Linked DNA regions of Homo sapiens: region 2 is linked to region 1. A link is an interaction called in ENCODE POLR2A ChIA-PET data of the cell type or tissue named here. Cell type or tissue: PC-9. All regions are shown on one strand. Each heading gives the region's core, and the rest is flanking DNA. Links, peaks and the distances in the headings are about the cores only.

Region 1 (4,381 bases), core at 153-4,152:
GACAGAGCAAGACTCTTGTCTCAAAAACAACAACAACAACAAAAAAAAACAAAAGTGGAGTCCAAAGATGCTGCTCAACATCCTTCAACACACAGCACAGCCCCCAGCAACAAAGAATTGTATGGCCCCAAATGTCAACAGCGCCGGCTGAGAAACCCAGCCCTGGAGCCTTACTCCTGAGATGTGATCCGTGGACCAGAAGCATTAAGGAAACAGGAGCCCAGGAGAGCCAGAATAACCCCATTTTCAGTTCTGCTCCATCTTGGGACTGACAAGGCACATTTCTTGCCAGTCATGCACATTCCTTGCACACAGGCACAGCTTAGTTTAGTCTTTTTTTTTTTTCTTTGAGATGGAGTCTTGCTCTGTCACCCCGGCTGGAGTGCAATGGCGCCATCTCGGCTCACTGCAAGCTCCGCCTCCCGGGTTCACGCCATTCTCCTGCCTCAGCCTCCCAAGTAGCTGGGACTACATGCGCCCGCCACAACGCTTGGCTAATTTTTTGTGTTTTTGGTAGAGACAGGGTTTCACCATGTTAGTCAGGATGGTCTCGATCTCCTGACCTCGTGATCCACCGCCTTGGCCTCCCAAAGTGCTGAGATTACAGGCGTAAGCCACCACAGCCGGCCCCAGCCAGGTCATTATTATTCTCTCTCCAAATCCATCTCTCACCCATTCTTCCTTTGCAACGTGGCTTGTATTTATCCCTTCCTGTCTGAGCTCATTAGTTGTTAGCCTGCATTCTTGTTATTTTTCTCATTCATACATTCACTCATTCATCTGACAAATATTTATTGAGCCCCTACTGTGTACCAGGTATTGTTCGAGGGGCTGGGGACACAGCAGGGAGCAAGTTCATGTCCACGTGGAGCTTACGTTCAGGTGGGGAAGACCATCATTAATCAGGCAGTCACACCCAAAAATGTAAACTCCCCTCCCTGCTGAGGGCTACCATGGAAAAATGCATAGTGTTCTGAGAACATCTAACAGAGGAATTTGACCTTGTCAGGACCATCCCAAGGTGTTCCCTTAGAAGGTGTCCTCATTGAGCTTTAAGTTGAAAGATGAGTAGGGGTTATTAGGTAGAATGGGAGAGTAAGGTGGTCCAGGCAGAAGAGTCAGCATGTGCAAAGGTCCTGTGGCAGAAGGACACAAAGTGTATGCACAGAACAGGTGCTACACTCGAACTTTCAGCCTCAAGCAATCCTCCCACTTCAGCCTCCCAAGTAAGTGGGACTATAGGCATGCACCACCCCTGGCTAATTTTTGTATTTTTTGTGAAGATGGGATCTCTCTATGTGGCCCAGGCTGGTCTTGAACTCCTGGGCTTAAGCGATCCTTCCACCTGTAATCCCAGCACTTTGGGAGGCCAAGGTGGGTGGATCACCTGAGGTCAGCAGTTCGAGACCAGCCTAGCCAACATGGCAAAACCCCGTCTCTACTAAAAATACAAAAATTAGTCGGGTATGGTGGCCATGCCTGTAATTCCAGCTACTTGGGAGGCTGAGGCAGGAGAATCGCCTGAATCCAGGAGGCGCAGGTTGCAGTAAGCCAAGATTGCACCATTGCCCTCTAGCCTGGGCGACAGAGTGAGACTCTGTCTCAGAAAAAAAAAAAAAAAAAAAAAAAGGCCAGGCACGTTCTCACCCCAGGGCCTTTGCATTTGCTGTTTCCTCTGCCCAGAAGGCTCTTCCCTGGGATGACCTTGTGATTTGCTCCTCATTTCCTTCCGGACTTTACCTGAATATCACCTTCTTGGTGAGGTCTCCTCTCCTCTGCAGAACCCTGGAAATTAACAGCACCTCCTGCCACCTCCTCCCACCCTCCCTATCTGCTTTATTTATTTCCCCTTAGTGCCGAAGACCATGAAATATACTATATATTTCATGTGCTTATTTTATTAGAACATAGCTCCAGGGGTTTGAGTCTGAGCTGGTCACTGGTGTAGCCCCCGTGTCTAGAACTGTGCCTGGCATAGAGGTGGTGCATGTGCTGTGTCTATGAATGAGTGTGCGCATGAAACAGGCATGTCTACCGTGTGGCTAGAAACGGGTGGGTTCTGGAGGCCTAGGGAGCTCAGATAAGGTTCCGGCCTAGAGCGGTCGCTGTCTGAGGTGGGGAGGGCTGAGTCCTCAAGGGAAAGAGAAACCGATACCATCCTGCAGTCTGATAAGATCTGTGAGGGAGGGACAATTGCCTCAGCCATGGGTGGAGCAGTGTCCTGTGACCAGGACAGCATTTTCCTTGGAAATGCCCCTGAGGCTGGATTATTTCCCCTCCCTCCCTCCCTCTCCCTCCCTCCCTCCCTCCCTCCCTCACTTCCTTCCTTCTTTCCTTCTTTCCTTCCTTCCTCCCTTTTTTCCTTTTCTCTTTTCTTGCTTTTTGAGATAGGATCTCACCCAGTCACCCAGGCTGGAGTGCAGTGGTGTGATCATGGCTCACTGCAGCCTTGACCTCCCAGGCCCAAGGGATTCTCCCACCTCAGCATCCCAAGTAGCTGGGAACACAGCTGTGAGCCACCACATCCAGCTTTTTTTTTTTCTTTTTCTTTTTTTTTGGTAGAAACAGGGTCTCCCTGTGTTGCCCAGGCTTGTCTCAAACTCCTAGATTCAAGGTCTGCCCACCTCAGCCTCCCAAAGGGCTGGGATTACAGGCAGGAGCCACCAGGCTGAATGTACTTTTAATAGCCAAATAGCTCTACAACTCAAAAGCACATCTAGGCACTCATTATGTCAAATATTTAATGCATGTTCCATGACTGGGGTTTTTTTAGGTTGAGATTAAAACCTTTGGTCTTGGAGGTACAGAAAATAATTAGCTTTTCATGATTGCATGATGCCTTACAATCTTTAAGATTTTTCTTTCCTATGCAGTGTTGTGGCATAAAATAAGCCCTGGCCAGGCACAGTGGCTCGAACCTGTAATCCTAGCACTTTGGGAGGCCGAGGTGGGAGGATCGCCTGAGGCCATGAGTTCAAGACCAGCCTGGGCAACATAGTGAGACCCCATCTCTAAAAATAAAAATTAAAGCTCTAGAGGCCGGCCTCAGTGGCTCACACCTGTAATCCCAGCACTTTAGAAGGCCAAGGCGGGTGGATCACCTGAGGTCAGGAGTTCGAGACCAGCCTGGTCAATGTGGTAAAACCCCATTTCTACTAAAAATACAGAAAATTAGCCGGGCATGGTGCCACATGCCTATAGTCCCAGCTACTTGGGAGGCTGAGGCAGGAGAATCGCTTGAACCTGGGAGACAGAGATTCCAGTGAGCCGAGATCATGCCACTGCACTCCAGCCTGGGCGACAGAGCCAGACTGTCTCCAAAGAAAAAGAAAGAAAGAAAAGAAAAAAAAAAAGAAAGAAAGGCCCTAGATTTTGGTCCAAAGTAGTGCATGCATACAGTATAAAACTTTCCTGGCTGGGAGGTGGACTGGAGGCAGGTTGGGGCCAGGGGCTAGTGGGAGAGAGGATGTGAGCTGAGTTCTCACCAAACAGAATTTTCAGGTGACTCACAGGCCATACCTCTGTGCTCCCAGCTCACATTTACAGAACGATGTCTGTGTACAAGGATTTTAAATTCATCATCCCATTTGCCCCTCACAGCGAAACTATTGTAGAGATGCTAATGTTGTCTTCATTTTACAGACAAGGACGCTGAGGTACGGGGGGATATGCACAGGTCACACAGTTCATAAGGGGCAAAGCTGGGATCCTGACACTACAGCCCACACTCTTTAAAAAAAAAAACTACCTTTTAAACTTTTTTAAAAATATAATTCACATGCCATAAAATTCACCATTTTAACGTGCAATTCGGTGGGTTTTAGTATATTCATGTTTGCACAACTATCACCACTATCTAATTCCAGAGCATTTTCTTTTTTTTTTTTAATTTTTCTTTTTTTTGAGACAGAGTCTTGCTTTCTCGCCCAGGCTGGAGTGCAATGGTGCAATCTCAGCTCACTGCAACCTCCGCCTCCTGGGTTCAAGCAATTCTCCTGCCTCAGCCTCCCAAGTAGCCGAGATGACAGGCACGCACCACCACACCCAGCTAATTTTTGTATTTTTAGTAGAGACAGGGTTTTGCCATGTTGGCCAGGCTGTTCCTGAACTCCTGACCTCAAATGATCCACCCACCTCGGCCTCCTAAAGTGCTGGGATTACAGGCATGAGCACCCGGTTGTAAATATATTTTTATATTATATTGCTGTCCATTCACTTTCTGGATGGTGTTTTCTGAAGCCCAAAGGACTTCAGATTTTTTTATTTTGGTTGAGTCCTCGCTGGCCTATGTATTTTTTGTTTGTTTGTTTTTTGTTGTTTTTTTTTGAGATGGAGTCTTGCTCTGTCCCCCTGGCTGGAGTACTGTGGCGCGATCCCGGGT
Region 2 (4,381 bases), core at 273-4,272, 150 kb before region 1:
TATGCCTTTCCTCTCCAGAACCCTCACATGTCCTCCAGAATTGTTCTTCCTCCTCCATAGATCCTCGCAGCTTCTCCTCTCCATCATTTTAACTGCACAGTGCACTCTCTATCCCTGGGACTCCCCCCATCCAAAGCCCCCACAGCCCGTTTCCTAGTCTAAGTGACTTTCCCTCCTGCTCTAGAACTTTTTCTAACCTCAAACCCTGGGAGGCCCCTCAAGTCATCAGCCCTAAAACTTTCATCTCAAAATAACTTACAATTCTTTCTACCTTGCCCTGGGATTCCTTCCACCTGCCCTCTTCCTTTCTCGAACCTCCCCCCCCGCCGTGCAAAACCCAGAACCTAGCCCCTCAGTCTGTCCCCCTCCATCAAAGTGAACCAAAGAGCCTTCTCTCTCTCTCCAAATTCTAGATTTTCCCCAAAGCTCTCTCCATCGCTCCCAGAAAACTTTCCTCAAGCATCCATAACTTCCTAGGCTAAATGACTACCCTCCCCCTGGGTTCTCTCCTGAACCATTTCCTCCTACTAACTTCCTCCCTGTCCCGGGGACCCCGGAGGGAGAATGTGGTGGAAAAGGGGGGCAGTGCAAAATGGGGGCAATTGGAAATGGGGGAAATAAGAGCGATCCCAAGACCCCCTCCTGGGCTCCTGGGTACCCAAACACAGAGGAGCAGGTCTTGGCCCCCTCCCCCCACCGTGCCGCGTCCTGAGCCGGGAAGGACGCGGAGCCGCAGTGCCGCATTCGCGCCGGGGGAGGGAGCGGGGGGACGCCTGGAGCCACCGCATAAAGTTTGGTCCCCAGAAAGCGCTGAGTTGGCGAGATTTGGGGTTGGATGGGGGGAGGTGGGGAAGAGGAGGTGCGGAAGGGACATGGCCCTGGATGCCCCCTCAAGACACTGAGCGGCTCCTTCCCCCATGGCCGGGGCGCCCTTCTCTCCTGTGACCCCATTGAAGGGTGCTGAGATGAGGAGCGGGATGAAGTTAGAGTTCTTCTGTGATGGTCAGGCTAGGTGTTCGGGACAGCTACGGGAGATACTCATTTACTCCGCCAATGTGTTTTGGGTGTCCAAGGTGTGCCGAGCCCTTTCCAGCCTCCCAGTGATATGGCTTGAGAGAGTTGGGAGCTGAGGCCAAAGCAAAGTGGAGGGTCCGACCCTACAGCCCCCTGCCCCCGCCCCCTTCCTCGTAATCACTCCTTTCCTTCTTACAGAGACTCCATGCCCTCCTACCCCTTCTGCTTTTGACACACTCTGGAGTAAGGGGTTAAACCAGCCCGACGCCGTCCAGCCTCTGCAGCTGCGCACTGCGGCGGGTGCCCACCTTTCCCTGTGCCCTGGGAGGGAAGGAGTTAATTAGACTCTTGGCCCTTGGCCTCCCGCCGGAAAGCAGCAACACTGCGGCTGCGCGTTGAATAGGCTCCGGCCCGGAAGGGGTTAAGACGGCCCCTAGCCGCTGCGGCTGCGCACTGCGGCGGGGGAGCTGTCCGCGGTACTGGCCGCCGTGCGCCCCGCCCCCCGGCCCGGCTGGCCCGCCCCCACTGCGGTGCCGCAGCTAGCGCCGCGCGCCCGGCTCGGAGGGGGCGGGGAACTAGGCATGCGCTCTGCGAAGGCCTCTGGCCTCTTAAACCACTGCAGAGAAGCGAAGGTGGGGGTGGGGGGGGAGTTCAGAGAGGACCTGCGCCGGCCCCCAGCCCACCCCAACGTCCAGGGTCCTCTCTGTGGCCCCGAAACTCTCCACCCACTACTTCCCAGCTCTGCACCTCAGTGAAGTCAAGCCCAGAGCCCAACCCCTGTGGAGGAAGGGGGGTGCACAGAGGGACAGTGCTGGCCCTTGGCCCACCCCAAAGTCCAAGGTCCTCTCTGTGGTCCAGCAGTGGCCTCCCCGTGCTCTGTGCCCCTGATTAATAGCAAAACTCCCCATGCCCTCCCTCCTCCACTACCCGCAGGATTAAAACCCTCTCTTTACTATAACACCTGTCTTCCTTCCCTCTCCAATGCACTCCTCTCCCCTCCCACCCCTCTGCATATCTGATAAAGCCCATGACATCTCTAGGGGCCTGGCCCATTGCTTTCCTTCTCCAAGACCCTGACCCCACTCCCTCCTCTTCTAGGCCTTCATCAAAACCCACATCACTGTGTGGCAGGACTCTGGTTATCCCCCATCTTGAAATGGCTCAGGACCCTTCACCCCTCATTCTCTGCCCCTTTGGCAAATGCCCTAACTTCTCTTTGGCCCTGGCTCTGCCTTTTCCCACAATGTCCAGGCCAGTGACTCTCCTTCCTCTTCAGGGCCCTAAACCCTGCCTGACTCTCCTCTTTTATCTCCTCTTCCATTTTTGCAGGCTTAACCCTTCAACCCCTCCTCCCTTAAGGGCCCGGACCCCCACCTCCCCTCTGTGGCACCACCACTGCCCTGTCCTCTCTGGGTGAGGCCTTGACCTTGCCCCCCAACTAACTGCTGCCTGCATACCCTAACAACAGCTCAGGTCTTCTTACTGTGTTCCAGGCACTGCTCCAAGCACTGTGTTTGGAGCCAAGTCCTTCGTACGCTCATCTAATTTAATCCTCACAACAATCCCACTACAAACTTCTGGTTCAGAAAGCTCAGTCTCCTTGCCCAGTTTTGACAGGTTAAAAGCCAGATTCATGCCCAGGCTCGCCGACTCTTAACCACCTCACGATTCTGCCTCCCTGCCCGCCTTCTCCCTTCCCGTCTGCCCAGCTCCAAGCTGAGCCCTAAAGCCTCCGAGACACACAGGATGTGTGATCTTAGGCCTGGCGGCTCCCGTCCCACAGCAGAACCCGTGGACCCTGCTGGGGGGCCCTGAAATAGGACACAGGGAACAGGAGGGTGGGGGGAGGTGGTCTAGGAAACAGCAAGGGGCCAGAAATGTTTCCAAGGAAAGAAGCTGCCCATCTGCTGCGTCTGCTGGGGCCAGCTCTTCTCCAACTGCCTCTGTTCCTTTCTCTCCCTTTTTGCTAGCTTTAGAGGGGAGAATGGGATTCTGGAAGTGATGGAGCCACAGGGCTGAGACACCTGGATTTTGCCCAGAGTTTGGGCCCAGGAGGCTGGGGAAGGGGGCACTGGAAGGGTCTTCTGGATGTTATGGCCAACCTGATGCCTAGGTCACCTCTCCCCCTCTCTCTCCCTCCCTGCCCTGCAGTATGTGGCCTTCGCCTCCCTCTTCTTCATCCTCATCTCCATCACCACCTTCTGCCTGGAAACCCATGAGGGCTTCATCCATATTAGCAACAAGACGGTGACCCAGGCCTCCCCGATCCCCGGGGCACCTCCGGAGAACATCACCAACGTGGAGGTGGAGACGGAGCCCTTCCTGACCTACGTGGAGGGGGTGTGCGTGGTCTGGTTCACCTTCGAGTTCCTCATGCGCATCACCTTCTGCCCAGACAAGGTGGAGTTTCTTAAAAGCAGCCTCAACATCATCGACTGTGTGGCCATCCTGCCCTTCTATCTCGAGGTGGGCCTCTCGGGCCTCAGCTCCAAGGCCGCCAAAGACGTGCTGGGCTTCCTGCGGGTGGTCCGCTTCGTCCGCATCCTGCGCATCTTCAAGCTGACCCGGCACTTCGTGGGGCTGCGCGTGCTGGGACACACGCTCCGCGCCAGCACCAACGAGTTCCTGCTGCTCATCATCTTCCTGGCCCTGGGGGTGCTCATCTTCGCCACCATGATTTACTACGCTGAGCGCATTGGCGCCGACCCCGATGACATCCTGGGCTCCAACCACACCTACTTCAAGAACATCCCCATTGGCTTCTGGTGGGCTGTGGTCACCATGACGACCCTGGGCTATGGAGACATGTACCCCAAGACGTGGTCGGGGATGCTGGTCGGGGCGCTGTGTGCCCTGGCGGGGGTGCTGACCATCGCCATGCCTGTGCCCGTCATTGTCAACAACTTTGGCATGTACTATTCGCTGGCCATGGCCAAGCAGAAGCTGCCCAAGAAGAAGAACAAACACATCCCCCGGCCCCCGCAACCGGGCTCGCCCAACTACTGCAAGCCTGACCCACCCCCGCCACCCCCGCCCCACCCGCACCACGGCAGCGGGGGCATCAGCCCGCCGCCACCCATCACCCCACCCTCCATGGGGGTGACTGTGGCCGGGGCCTACCCAGCGGGGCCCCACACGCACCCCGGGCTGCTCAGGGGGGGAGCGGGTGGGCTGGGGATCATGGGGCTGCCTCCTCTGCCAGCCCCCGGCGAGCCTTGCCCGTTGGCTCAGGAGGAGGTGATTGAGATCAACCGGGCAGGTGAGCCTGGGCGTCAGGGATCGGGGGCACAGGTGGAGACCCGGGGAGGACTGGGGAGGTAGCTGCCGGGGTTCAGAGAACCTGGGGTGGTTGGCGTCGAAGAGGTGA

Evidence for each region. Peaks named below come from ENCODE experiments on the same cell type or tissue, not always from the same donor. Only the 100,000 strongest peaks of a DNase experiment are listed, where the experiment ranks them.
Region 2: POLR2A ChIA-PET joins it to region 1 with 6 read pairs; 3 of 35 experiments call an interaction of 5 or more read pairs at or near these places.

What each region holds. Positions count from the first base shown.
Region 1 is chr19:50,171,050-50,175,430 of GRCh38, reverse strand. All of the region lies in intron 2 of LOC124904746 (a long non-coding RNA gene), which reads left to right. Among named protein-coding and RNA genes, the nearest start is that of IZUMO2, 10 kb to the right of the region's middle. In PC-9, for the core only: no CTCF peak of the experiment used is centred there; DNase peaks (open chromatin) are centred at 770, 2,160 and 3,510; H3K4me3 peaks cover 394 bases; H3K27ac peaks cover 3,540 bases.
Region 2 is chr19:50,322,867-50,327,247 of GRCh38, reverse strand. KCNC3 (potassium voltage-gated channel subfamily C member 3) reads left to right here. Exons shown (of 5, transcript NM_004977.3): 2 at 3,166-4,273. Among named protein-coding and RNA genes, the nearest start is that of KCNC3, 4.3 kb to the left of the region's middle. RefSeq lists an enhancer at 733-1,254 and silencers at 1,386-1,515, 1,526-1,625. In PC-9, for the core only: no CTCF peak of the experiment used is centred there; no DNase peak of the experiment used is centred there; H3K27me3 peaks cover 539 bases.